2 separate regions of the Homo sapiens genome follow, and region 1 is linked to region 2. A link is an interaction called in ENCODE POLR2A ChIA-PET data of the cell type or tissue named here. Cell type or tissue: MCF 10A. All regions are shown on one strand. Each heading gives the region's core, and the rest is flanking DNA. Links, peaks and the distances in the headings are about the cores only.

Evidence for each region. Peaks named below come from ENCODE experiments on the same cell type or tissue, not always from the same donor. Only the 100,000 strongest peaks of a DNase experiment are listed, where the experiment ranks them.
Region 1: POLR2A ChIA-PET joins it to region 2 with 7 read pairs; 3 of 35 experiments call an interaction of 5 or more read pairs at or near these places.

Annotation. Positions count from the first base shown.
Region 1 is chr1:85,291,110-85,298,131 of GRCh38, reverse strand. No RefSeq gene overlaps it. Among named protein-coding and RNA genes, the nearest start is that of BCL10, 18 kb to the right of the region's middle. In MCF 10A, for the core only: no CTCF peak of the experiment used is centred there; a DNase peak (open chromatin) is centred at 3,041.
Region 2 is chr1:85,371,352-85,378,373 of GRCh38, reverse strand. The region is part of intron 1 of DDAH1 (dimethylarginine dimethylaminohydrolase 1); the gene reads left to right. Among named protein-coding and RNA genes, the nearest start is that of DDAH1, 90 kb to the left of the region's middle. In MCF 10A, for the core only: no CTCF peak of the experiment used is centred there; a DNase peak (open chromatin) is centred at 3,993.

The sequences.
Region 1 (7,022 bases), core at 1,129-6,128, 80 kb after region 2:
AAGTCCGTTCCATTTAAATGAGTCATACCATTAAGTCAACACACAGTTTCGCTTTAAACCCTAAGTCACTTACATAAATCCCCAGGGGTTCACTGTGACCCTGTGTAAGGCTTCTTCCTTTTCTGTAAACTTTCGTTCTTGGATTACACATTTCCAGGGATGACTGCCAACTCCTTCTTTTGCCTTCAGTCCTCTGAGAGTGTGTGTGCGTGTGTGTGTGTATTTTATGTCTGCATCCTGGTCCTCCAAATAAAAGCCACCTTTCCTGTTTTCTCAGCGACTTGAATCAATTCCAGTTTTCCATTTTCCCATTAGTGTTTGGTGTGTGTGCTTTGCTGGATTGGTCAAAGAAGCTCCCCACTCTGCAGAATTTTTGAAGGCTCCTAAGGTAGAGAGCATTACATTGGAAAGAAATGGAGCTTTCTGATTCTTCAGAGACTCAGCCTTCTCCTCTGAGGACCCAGCTGCTGGTCAGGTGTTTAGGAGAACCCAGCAGGCAGTCTATGCTTCCATGGTCTTCCCAATAACACTTTATGCTTCCTTCTACTAAGTACAACCATCTATATTTTAATGACTTGTCTTTCTCCTTCCCTGCTCTGTGAATTTCTCCAAGGCAAAAACTCTGTCCTAGCCAGTTATGATGGCTCACGCCTATAATCCGAGCTACTCAAGAGGCCAATCACTTGAGGCCAGGTGTTCAAAACCAGCCTTGGCAACATAGTGGGGCCCTCATCTCAAAAAAAGAAAAGAGAAAAAAAGGCCTGTGTTCTATTCTTCTTTTGATCCATTTCAGTTAGCTCCTGACTCTTAGTGCCAGCTCAGTTAGTATTTGAGAAAAGGTAAAGGAAAAGAAAGAAGCAAGGGAGGCCAGAAGGGAGACAGGTTCCAGCACCCTTGAATATGCTGGCACTCCCTCTAGAAAGCTGCTCCTACATGTTTCTCTGTGGTCGGCTCCTCCTCTCTCTCTCATTCCTATGTCCATTCAGCATCACCCCCTCAGAATGTCCTTTCCTGACATCCTTCTTAAAGAAGCCACCACACAGTCATTCTCTATTTTACTTTCCTGTTTTATTTACTTCATAGCTGTTTGTGATCTGAAATTATTTAACTGTATGTTTATTTATTGTCTGACTCCCTCCACTATGATGTAAGCTCCATGAGGTACAATAGTTTTAGGATCTTAAATAGTGCCTAGCACATGATAAGTGCCTAACAAGAGTCAATTGAGGCTGGGTGCAGTGGCTCACTCCTGTAGTCCCAGCACTTTGGGAGACCAAGGCCAGTGGATCACCTGAGAACAGGAGTTTGAGATGAGCCTGACCAACATGGTGAAACCCCATCTCTACTAAAAATACAAAATTAGCCGGGCATGGTGTTGGGTGCCTGTAATCCCAGCTACTTGGGAGGCTGAGGCGGGAGAATCGCTTGAATCCAGGAGGTGGAGGTTGCAGTGAGCTGAGATCATGCCACTGCACTGCAGCCTGGGCAACAAGAGTGAAACTCAGTCTCCAAAAAAAAAAGGCCGGGCACGATGGCTTATGCCTGTAATCCCAGCACTTTGGGAGGCTGAGGCAGGTGGATCACCTGAGGTCGGGAGTTCGAGACCAGCCTGACCAACATGGAGAAACCCTGTCTCTACTAAAAATACAAAATTAGCTGGGCATGGTGGTGCATGCCTGTAATCCCAGCTACTTGGGAGGCTGAGGCAGGAGAATTGCTTGAACCCGGGAGGTGGAGGTTGCAGTTAGCTGAGATCACACCATTGCACTCCAGCCTGGGCAACAAGAACGAAACTCCATCTCAAAAAAAAAAAAAAAAAAGAGTCCATTGAATGAATAAACAGAGAAAGAGAGAAAGGTAGGCAGGCTCTCCTCTCCCTTTTGCCCACTTGAATTGACACCTTAAAATGTAGACCACCACAGACAAAAAAGAAGCTGTTCTTCTGTCCTTTGCTGACCTGTCTACCTGGCTCTTTAACATGGACTGCAGGGCCCAGAAGACATCTTTACTGGGAGAACAGTTCAAGATACAAAAGAACACCGTCAGGAAAGTGGTGATGCTCACGTGCAGAGCCCTTCTAGAAATGGTTCCAGCCACACCACCTGTGTTCACTGTACAGACTGAGCTTCTGAAAGGATGGCAGGGAACATACGTTTCACAGACACCCACAGGTATTTAAGCAGAGGTGAGGGCTACTGTTGATATGTCATGGCACCTGGAAACACGTGGCACTACAAGACCTCAGGAGAGAGCCAGACTTGGCCAGCCAGGGGCCAGGGGCTGCCGCGCTGCTGCTCTGCCAGCTGCACTGTCCTCATCTCTCCTCTGTGCATCCATTTCCTGCTCTCTCACTGCAGATCTGTGCACAGGAGCCAAACATGCTGCTCAAGAACCTCAGAGGCCCATTTCCCAATTCCACAAGGGAAAACCTGGTGAGTCCAGCTTGGGTCCAGTGTCTACATCTTGTCCACTCAACTATGAAGGGAAGAGGGTCACACTGTATAGGTGTGGCAGCTGATACAGGGTTCAGAAAAAGGGGTATGTAGTTGGGGATCACCCCAAAAACATTTACCATCTTTACCTTAGTCAACAGATGGTGTGCTCAGACTCCAATATCTGAGAAGCAGTTTATTATCATTGCCCTTTAAATGTCCAGATGTTTTCCATTTGTCTTTTCTGTCATTAGCCCACAATCACCTGGCAGTGGAAGCATAAAATATAAGAGGCTGCCCTCTGAAATATTTGCTGGGTCACTAAGGGCATTAAACACTTGTTTCCAGTGTTAGGGAAGCTAAAACAGAGGTCGTGGGTCAATGACAGAGCAATGTTTTAATGTCTACATTGGCCTAAGGAAGCCAAATGCTGCAGAAATCCTGTGGGCAGCTTTCCATCTTCCTCTTTCATCGATGTCAGGGCCTGAGAAAACTCTTGGAATGTATCCACTTAAGTCCAACCACTTTAACAAAACAAGATAGAGTATATTCTGAATGCAACCCAAACACACCTCTCTGTGGGTAATTATGAAGCCAGCTCAAGCAGCCTTATGCCTCCTGCGATGACTATTTCTGACTCATTCCATTGGTTTTCTGACTTTATAGCCCAGGTGTATGTGTTATAAGGTGACACTAGGTGAGATCATACCCTGTTTTTTTTAATACTTGGTAATTTTCAACCGAATTTATGTTTAAGAAACTGTTCCTTTGGGAGGCCAAGGCGGGCAGATCATGAGGTCAGGAGATAGAGACCATCCTGGCTAACATGGTGAAACCCCATCTCTACTAAAAATACAAAAAATTAGCCAGGCTTAGTGGCAGGCACCTGTAGTCCCAGCTACTGGGGAGGCTGAGGCAGGAAAATGGCGTGAACCCGGGAGGCGGAGCTTGCAGTGAGCCGAGATCGTGCCACTGCACTCCAGCCTGGGTGACAGAGCTTGACTCCGTCTCAAAAAAAAAAAGAAACTGTTCCTCTGTTGAGGGAATCCTGTTGATGGACTGGAAGAGAGATGGGAGGAAGATGGGCATAAAATAATGTGGCTTCAAAGAGAGATGTGGCTCTGCACATTAAAGTAAGAAATTGGTTTAGCTATGGACAGAGACACATTTCCAAAGATGATGTCTCCTTTGGAGACATATTCCTACCTGAAGAATATGAGAATATGTGACCCAATGTGTCCACCACTGCCTTGACTTATTGAGAGGTTTGGGGCCAGTTCTGTCTGGTCCCATCTTGCCCGGGTACTATTCCATGAAGACCCTCTAGGAGACCAAGTCTTCAATCCTGGGGCTTCTAAGTGCCCTGGACCGTTGGAAGCAGGGACTTTTCACGTGGTGTGTGAGGGGCAGAGGGCTGAACAAAGCCCTAGGGAACAGGTGGTTGTCTTTGGGCCTTGCTAGTCATCACTGTGACTGCAGGCCATGAGCAATGTTCACCACAGGCAAATGAGACATCTAATCTAGGTCCTCAGGACCAGTGGGGGTCTCCAGGAGTATAGAGCTTATGGGCTACAGTCCATAGAGGACAACTATCTCTCCTTCTGCCCTTGGGGTCCTTAGCATCTCCCTATCCCCCAGTCTGTGGACTCCTTAGTCTGGAGAGCAAAGCTTTCTTTGCAATTTTGCAGTTATGCAGCAGGCTGTTTCTGTCTTATACCTGCACTGGTGACTTTTGAACTTAAACACTATAAATTTGGCTAATTCTCTGCTTCAAGAGCGACATCCTTCCCCTAAAGCAATGATAACTCATATCGAGTTTTCTGGGCTGGGAGGAAGATCATTAGAGTGCAAGTGAAGAAAATCAGAGAGCACAAAGCTGGAAGAGGTGTGCAGGCTGCGGGTGGGTAAGAACACAGAGTGAATTATTTAAAACATTAACCCACTTCATATATAGGATCAGGTATTGCGCCTGTATATAAGCCTTGTTATTGTGGAGTTGTGTGTTCTCGTTCACATGATTCCTTGCTGGGCTACAGGACAGACATGTGGACCTCACATGGAGGAGAAAGCAGGAAAAGTAGCTGGACTTGGCTTGGTTCAGCAGAGTCTGGGCTGAACTGTGGACGTCCTGCTGCAGAGTTGAGTGGGGAACCTGGATCTTGGGATATGTACCAGGGTGGGACAATTCTGAGGATGTTCTATACCAGCTCTGTCCACTAGGAATATGCTGAGAGTCACATATGTAATTTCACATTTTCTAGTAGCCACAGTTTTAAAAAGCAAAATGAAACAGGTGAAATTAATTTTAATATTAATACATTTGTTGAACCTTGTCTACCTAAAATATTATATCAATGTGGTAATCAATATAAAAAATAATCAATAAGATGTTTTACATTATATATATAATTTCTAACAGTATATATATATATATATATATATATATATATATATATATATATATATATATATACTGTTAGAAATCCAATGTGTATTTTACATTTGGAGTGCAACTCAATTCTTACTAGCTATATTTCAAATGCTCAGGGGTCACAAGTGGCTAGTGGCTACCATCTTATAGGTCAGGGAAGCTCTATACTATTTCTCACAGGTTCCCAGTGGGATTGAGCCCCAGTTGCCCACAGTGGTAATCTTCTGATTGACGTCTCCTATCTAGATTTCCTTTCCTTCCCTGAAGGCCTCCATTCCCTTGCCAATGCTTCCTGGGATCATCCTTCAAGTGAACCACTTGCTGTTCACTCCTTCCCTCCAAGTCAGCTTCTGGGAAATCCAACCTAAGATATGATGTTCTAAGCCCATAAGCACTAAGGATAGCCACATCTTCTGTTAGTTAACTTCTTCTCACTGTTGAACTTTCTATTATTTTTACATGGAGTAAATACTTGCTAAAAGTTACAGCAGGGTGTATTCTACGTTATGACAACCTAGGGGGTCTTCCCATTCTGGGGCCTGAATAGCAGAGAACAATGTCCACTTCCCTCAGGCCAAAGTGGTGGGAGCAGTAGCAGTGCCCAAGGAGATAGCTGTGCTTAGCAGCGGGGTGACCTCTCAAGTGTCACCAACAGCAATGTGCCTGGGCATCAAGGAGCCTGGGGCAGCAGAACACAAAGGACTCATCTTGCTTTCACTTAAGATGGCCCTGGGGACCCTCGGATAGGCCAGAGGACAGTCTCCAATCACCAGACCAAGAGGAGGAAGTACCAGCTACCACAATTTTATATTTAAAAGGAAATTTAAATTTTTGTAGGTATAGATGGTAAGGTCGGGACACCCTGGTCACAAGTGAATTAATTCTCTTTTTTGTTTTGTTTTGTTTTTTGAGACAGAGTCTCGCTCTGTTGCCCAGGCTGGAGTGCAGTGGTGCAATCTCCACTCACTGCAATCTTTGCATCCTGTGTTCAAGTGAGTCTCGTGCCTCAGCCTCCCGAGTAGCTGGGACTATAGGTGCACACCATCACATCTGGCTAATTTTTTTGTATTTTTTTGCTGAGACAGAGTTTCACCATGTTGGCCAGGCTGGTCTCGAACTCCTGGCCTCAAGTGATCCATCCACCCACCTCGACCTCCCAAAGTGCTGGGATTACAGGCGTGAGCCACTCTGCCCAGCCACAAGTGAATTAATTATCAATCTGCTGTTTCAGTCAGGATGACTTCAGAGAATCCTCTGTCCATGCCTCTGAGAACAACAAAGAAAAACAATGACCAGTTGAGATGCAGATCAGCTCTGGCACTGTTCATAAATTCTCCTAGAAGAAGTGCTTTCCAAGGAGTGGGAACATGACTTATAGTGATGCCAAACAACACCTGACACATAACACAGCCCTGTGGGGGTGTGGAGCAAAGAAGAAAGAGCAGTTTCATGTCAGCAAGCACTAAAATATTTCTAGAAGAAACCTGACCCCTAAATGTCTACGTCTACATATATTAACAAAATATTCTGTGACTTATTTATCCAATGAAACTGGAAATTTCCTTCCTGCTCATTTGTATTTTGTCTCCATTTCTCTTATGCAAAATGGAATACCCTTTTGAGAATCTAGATGATTATTGCCGGGCACATTTTCACTGGAGCCAACATCTCACCAAATAAAGGCCAATATATTTCAACCTCCATCAGCCAACATAATAAATGAACAAAATATTATACAGAAGATGAGTCTAACCTTGTGGCCTTATTTCCTTACCTCCCAAAACCATATGCCTCATCATCTTTTCCAAAAAGTGAATTTAAAATAACAATAATAATAACATTTCATTTTGGCTTCCTTCCACAACACACTCTACTGAAATTACTCTCTCTAAAGTCACCAGCAACTCCCTATGCTAACATCAGGGGTCTTCTCTCAGTTCTCTTCCTACTTGAATTTTCTGCAGCACGCAACATATTGAACAATCTTTTTTTTTGTTCACTCCATTGCAATAAATATTTATTAGTACCTACTATAAGCCAAGCACTGTTGTAAACATCTTCAGTATATTAGAAAATAAAACAAAGACCTCTGCCCTTCTGGAGCTTACACTGTAGCATAAGAAGACATCATAAACCATAACCCTAAGGAAATGATAGCA
Region 2 (7,022 bases), core at 1,375-6,374:
TCCTTTACTATTACTTTTTCTGCCTTCTACAGCAGAGCACAATCCTCTTTCCATTACATTACTAGAGATTTTTATTAATGAAGACATGCTAAGCACATAACCAAAGCTAAGATTTTCGTTTTGGCATATTTAGGGAGAAACTATGAGGAGGAGGAGATACAAAATGGCCTCCTCATAATAGCTTACACCTGCTCTATCACTTTACCTTTAATAGGGGTGATTCCATTCACCCTCATTAACTTCTTTTAGCCCTTTTTGGTTTTCCAAATTTGATACCATTTGTGTTGAACAGAATAGTCTTTTACTTATGTCCTTCATAAAATGGCAATATGCAAAATATGATTGAAATAAGGAATGAAGTCCAATAAGTCACTTATAAAATATTCATGCTGAAAACTTTATTCATATGACATGTTTTATGCTCACGTTATATATACATTTGCCAAGTGTTCAGCTGTCAGAAATTAGAGATCAAATACAAAAATTTTGTTACAGTTTGTACTATATATTTTCCAATTCTTTAGGTGGGCAGCCTTCAAATATTAATGAAGAAGAAGAGAGGTTATCAATTTAGTTGGGAAGCCAAATCTTCAGTCATCAAATGGATTACTCAAAAATTTTACTGAATGTGTGTGTGTGTCTACTTGTATGGGGGTGGGGGGATGAGGGGGAGAAGGAAAGAGAAAGATGTTTTGCTTCCTAAAAGAATCTGTGAAGGAAAATCTGGCAGACATTGTAAATCACTTTGATTTTTACATTTTCCTCATCAATACCAATTGAAAAACACCTAGACCATTAACTTTGAATTGTATGGAAACGTCTAAAAATGTACCTGCCTGCCTAATATCAGAGTACCATGGTCTTCACTCTTGTTTTTCAGTGCCAGGCCACATTTATTCTGTGGCCTTTGGGTTTGGTTAGATGGCAGATGGCTCCTCATTTGATGCCATGAAATGATGAAATCCCAGCCAATATGAAAACTTTAAATGAAATCTGTTAATTTATGCTTGGAGTCTAGAAGACAATTTAAATATATATGTATATATAATTAATAATGTATTAATGATTCTAAAACTTTAAAAGTAGAAACAGCTTTCTATTCATAGTCTTAACATTGGCTTTTCATATCAAAACCATTTTTAGTTTATCAGGAATCTTGTTAAACCGTAAACAAGGGGACTTGGGTTCTAATCCTGCTTCTGCCTCTGTGGCAGGGGAGAGTCATGCCAACCTACTGGGAGTTGGTCACCTGAGCTGTATGACCACAAATGTCTCTTGTGAGTTTTACATTTCATGATTCTGTGAACTAAATATCCTGTGCTAGTTTCTTTTCATTTAATTCTCCAGTCCAGAAATTTACCACACATATATCTGCATGTAGCTTTGACATACATTAGGTGATCACTTAATATTTGGTAAAGTAACAATGTGTTTTGCTACTTCAGATGGATTGTAAAATTACTGTAATTTTGCAGCTTTTTGTATTGGGGCTATTACTTATTTGTGTTGAATCACATTATTGTTGCTTTAACACTTACTCTCGGTGGCTTTGTGCATCATTTAGAGTTGGTTTTTATGCATTCTCACTAAGGTATTTCAGCAGGGAAGCTGCAGGAAAAAAAAAAAAACACTTTATTTTGCCTAATCTTGGGAACTCAAAAAATAGACACAAATATTTTCATAATCATAAGGTAATCCAGGGAGTGAATTTCACTTTTCTCCAGCTTGATTTTGCTAAAAAAAAAAAGACCATTCTGGATACACAGACAGCTTATTCCAAACAAGTTACCCTGTGAAAAGAAAAGCTTCTCCAACTCTGCTCACTGGAAAACTGCCTGGATGGAGGCAAGCGTTTAGTACCCTGAATTTGGAGAGACCTAGACTTTCTTCTAAAGCTCTAAGATGGATATAGAATTTAAAAATTATAAGAAAATAACTGCTGTTTGATGAAAGAATTTTAAAGTTAAGACATCTGTTTCCTTTATTTGTTTTCCATTACATATTTTCAGTTAATATCTAAATGGGGGATAAACTACTCATCAGGCAGGTAGTGTAAATAGTGCACTAGTTATTTTTAAATGCCTAATTCCATACGGTATCTATTCAGCTTTACATATTTTCAGTAGTTAACACCCTAATAGGAGTGGCTTAATAAGCCATTTACAATAGAGGCAGTTAATTAGTTATGCTATTAAAAAGCAAACTTTAAAGCATTTAATCCATTGTACATTATTGTTTGCTTTGAGAGGCAAACTTAAGATTTATAAGGTTCCAATTTGAACCCCAGAATAAATGAAGGTAAGGGAAGCCAAAACTTCCCTGGTGTTGAGGAAAAACCTTTGCTTTCTCACTTCCTATGAATAGCAGTATTGTCCACCACCATTAGTACAGGGGCACCAGGGCCTTGCCATTCCATGCTTGGGCTTGTTTTTATTTTTAAGGAATGTTGGAAAATTGTGGAAATGAATGTTTTTTCTTCCCTTTTTTCCTTAATACCTCATGGATCCTGACCTTTTTCTTTAAACTGGTTTAATACGTGTTTCCCTTAAGGTTGGTCATTGACCCAAAAATGAGTTTGAGTTTCTTTTTCCATGATCTCCTCTAAAGAATTCTGTTAATAGCATACTAAACTGGATTACAAACTTACTGAATAAGTGCTTTGAATTCTGGGCAACCTTGGAATAAAGGGCACAGAAAGAGTAATACTGCATAGAATGAAACTGGGCAAGTTGGTATAAAGGAAAGGAATGCAACTGTATGGCTGATGTGATCAACACCGTCTAGTAGGTTTATTAGCAATTTAATGGAATATGGCTATTCAAGCACAATAATGGCTTCAGTTGAAATGTCTGTTCTGCTCTTTTTCCCATACACTTTGGAATGAGTAGAATGTGACAGTTGAGCTTTCAACAAGCTTCATGAATTTTAAATCCTTTTTAGTTATAAAATGGGGTACATGGCATGTAGTCAGTGTGGACAAGGAGCTGGCAGCCTCATCTAGTCTTATGGAATATCAGGTGTCTTCAAGATAATGAGGGCTCGAGTTGACCAGGTGCATTCTGGGTTTGCTCTGTATATCCACAGAGAACAGAGGGACCTCTCTCTGTGCAACATCCAATGATTATTTTGCAGTTGTAAAGTTACTTTCTCAACATTTGCTGCAAGACCAACTTGATATCATCACAGAAGAAAACCTGTACTGATGTCTCAGAACAACTTCTTTTTGGCAGCTAAATATTTTTATTTTGTTCTATCTCTGGTTGATTCATGCATATTTAGAGAAGAAACACTGTGAATTGTGATGTAGCTTTTTATCCTCAAATTTTAACACCTATCCTAATTGATCCTTGAGTATTTCTTTAAATATTTAAATGTTTTATAAAGTTCTCAAATTATATTACCACCATAAAAGTCTGTATCTCTGCTTTGGGTTAGGTCTTGAAGTACTCTAAAATTCAATACAAGGAGCTTTACTTATTTTATTTGCAGTTACCTAACAACAAAAGACTGTTTTCAGAAGATAATTTTTTTCAGAAAATCTAATTTAAAGCAATCTCAATTTAAATAGTATGAATTTATTTTTAAATTGGTTTATAATAGTACCCTGTGTTCTATTTAACTATGTTTGTGCTTATAGTATAATTTTATAACAGTATGAGCAAAAAAAAAATTCTCATAAAAATACTTAATAGGAATGTGTTGAAGTTTGTGTGATAGATTATTAACAGTAAGTGTTATCTATGCATGGGTGTTGGGATTACAAAGATTTTTAATGGTTCTATTTGACTTATCTATACTTTCTAATTTCTCTACATTAAATTTGTGGGATGGGATATGTTACCTTTTTCACTTCAAGTCCAGGGAGAGTGGGCTTTAAATAAACCTCTCAGAGAGATTAAATATATTTTTGCAGTTTGGAAACACCAAGGATAGGTGTCTGGGAGATACAGAGGATTAGCAGCTGGTGACTAACAGGTTAGGTAGGAAGCCAAGAAAGTGCTACTGTGTTGGTCATAGCTGCACTGCCAGAGTTTGTAAACAAAGGATGTGCAAGTGTTTGCATGGACTAGAAATGGGTCATGTAGGAGAAAAAGTTGGTCTGGGGCTGTTTTGAGTTCAGTCTAAAATAATAGCCCAGGGAAGTATGGGGACTCCAACAGTGAGAGCCTGGATGGAGTAGACCACAGGTGAACCAGGGGTGGATAACCCAAGCAAAAAAGACTCTGGTAATACAGCTTCCAGTGGTCCAGTCTCCCCTATCTAGAGTCACGTTAGTATTTGGATGTTTAGAGTAATGGAAAGTACGCACTGACAAGCTGTGCCCCCTGCCTTGTGAACCAGAATGAGCAATGGTTACTGGAATTGTAGGTAGTAGATGAAGTTTTAAATATTCAGGCTTTGGGGTCCCAAGTATCTCTTAACTTCTTCCACCAGTGTCACATCAACCATTTTCCACCAACCAACCACAGCTCTTTGCATTTTTGCATATTTCCTTTAAGTCTTAAGAGGTATACTTAACAGGCATACTTAAAAAAAAATAGTTGCAATCCTAGTTTTTTGTGTCTTTTAACTGCTAAATTTACCCACATTCTTTTTGTTCTTAGAGCTGTCTCTTAGTTTCTCCCTGGGTATTTATAAGGATACTGTATTAGTCTATTTTCACACTGCTATAAAGATACTACCCAAGACTGGGTAATTTATACAGGAAAGAGATTTATTTGATTCACAGTTCCGCATGACTGGGGAGGTCTCAGGCAATTTGAAATCATGGCAGAAGGCTAAGGAGAAGCAAGTATCTTCTTCACAAGGTAACAGGAAAGAGAGAGAGTGTGTGAAGGAGGAACTGTTAAACACTTATAAAACCATCAGATCTCGTGAGAACTCACTCATTGTCACGAGAAAAGCATGGGGGAAACCACCCCCATGATCCAATCATCTCCCTCCCTCAATGCTTGGAGATAACAGGTCCCTCCTTTGATATGTGGGACATGGAGATTACAATTTGAGATGAGATTTGGTTGGGAACACAGAGCCAAACCATATCAGATACTCTTTAGTTCACTGCACAGATTCTAAATGACATTGAGCACTAAAGTATGTTACATTGTGCCCTGAAGACCTGAAAGAGTTAATTTACTTTTCAAAGTTCCTGTGGTACTATCCAGGAGGAAGTGAAGCAACAAGAAAAATCTAGCTAACTATATAACGTCAATAAGAAATACTTCACTTATATATTTGCATAATACTGAAATGCATTTAGTTTTGACAGCATAAACAGAACTGTGTTCACTAGGGACTTATTTCAAGATTTGAATATCAACTTATGTAATATTAAATTTAGTTAAGATACATCAGAAAAATTTTACTAACTATACCCACTATTAAACTAATAGTGGTTTTTTGCCGACAGATTGTGTGCTTTGTTCAACTGTAGGCTTTGTACATTTCATAACACGCACATTCCTGTTCTGAAATGGAATGCACCCGATCTATAATAAATCTGCTTGAGAGACAATGGATCCTAGCCAGCTCTGCCTTGGTTCAAGGAAAAAGACAGTAAATAGGGGGCAATGACATTTATGAGAATCTAATTTCATTATACTCTGCCTCATAGGAAGAGAATCTAGATGGTGTTGAGGTTATCGTACTTTGAGTATTACTCAAAACCAGATATGAAGTACCTTCTGTGTTATATTCCTAATGGTTATTCCTCCAATGAGTGTTTTACTTAAAAATTAGTTAATATTTAGTGATAAATTAGAAGTAAAAAATAACTTTTTTAAAAGGAGAAAAAAACTATAATGGCAAGAAAAATATGGCTTACCATATTTTTTAAAGTAATTTAGGAAAGGCAAAACTCATTAGCTAGATGATAATTAGTTTTCCTTGGTAGAATATTGACCGGAATGTTTCTATTAGGAAAATACTATTGAACTGTTCCAGTCTTTTCCAGCTGAGGATGCCCAGATTTGATAATAGTGAAGAAAAATTCACTATTTTTTAACACAATGTTAGAACACGGACAGTTATCAAAACCTAGGACAATTTCTTGAAACTAGCCATTTTGTACAACTATGGTTGGAAATGAGCCTTTACTTAATATTTATAAGCATCCAAATACTCAGCTGGTGTTTTTTCACTAACATATTTTAAACAAGTTCCCAGAGAAGCAAATGTATGAACATATGACAAAGGGTGAATATTTACAAAATCATTTGCCATGCTTCAGCCTGGAATCAGAAGGCAGCTTCTCAGAATTAATTACTATGCACTCTGCTTATCCTGACTAGGGCCTTTCACAACCATCTCTAATGAAGGCTTTAATAACACACAAAAAAGCTAAGGACTAGGAAGGAAAAAAAAAGCAGCAAAATTCCCCCCCAGAAATCATCCCAGTGTTCCAAAAACCATCTTGCATATCATGCTCAAACCCAGGGCAATGTAGAACAGTCAAAAAAGCACCAACTTGTACCAGCTGTTGAGAAAGCTCCACAATTGGTGAAAAATTAGCAAATACAATATTTTTAAAAGAAATGCAGCCTTACTTATGCAGCAATCATTGAGGATATACTAATGAAGTGTTTCTCAGTTCAGATATTTAGGGGACCTACTTGAATAAGTGAATATGAATGTGTTTTAATTAGCACAGCAAACTTTCATTTAGTCCTATGGTGCTATACAGTGTGAATGTATTTTGGACTGACTGATCTGAAATGTGTTTGAAAGTTGTTCTTGCTATATAGCCTTGCCTACACTATTGATTTGCTTAATGCACTTCAGCTTGTCTCCAATTCAAGTGATCATAATTTCAAAATTGATTTCTGAAATAATAAAATCTTATGCTACTGGTATGGTTGTTTTTTGTTGTTGTTTGAGGTAGAGTATTACTGTGTTGCCCAGGCTGGAGTGCAGTGGCTATTCACAGGTGTGAACATAGTGCACTGCAGCCTCAAACTCCTGGCCTCAAAGGATCTCCCTACCTCAGCCTCCCAAGTAGTGAGGCTTCAGACATGTGCTGCTGT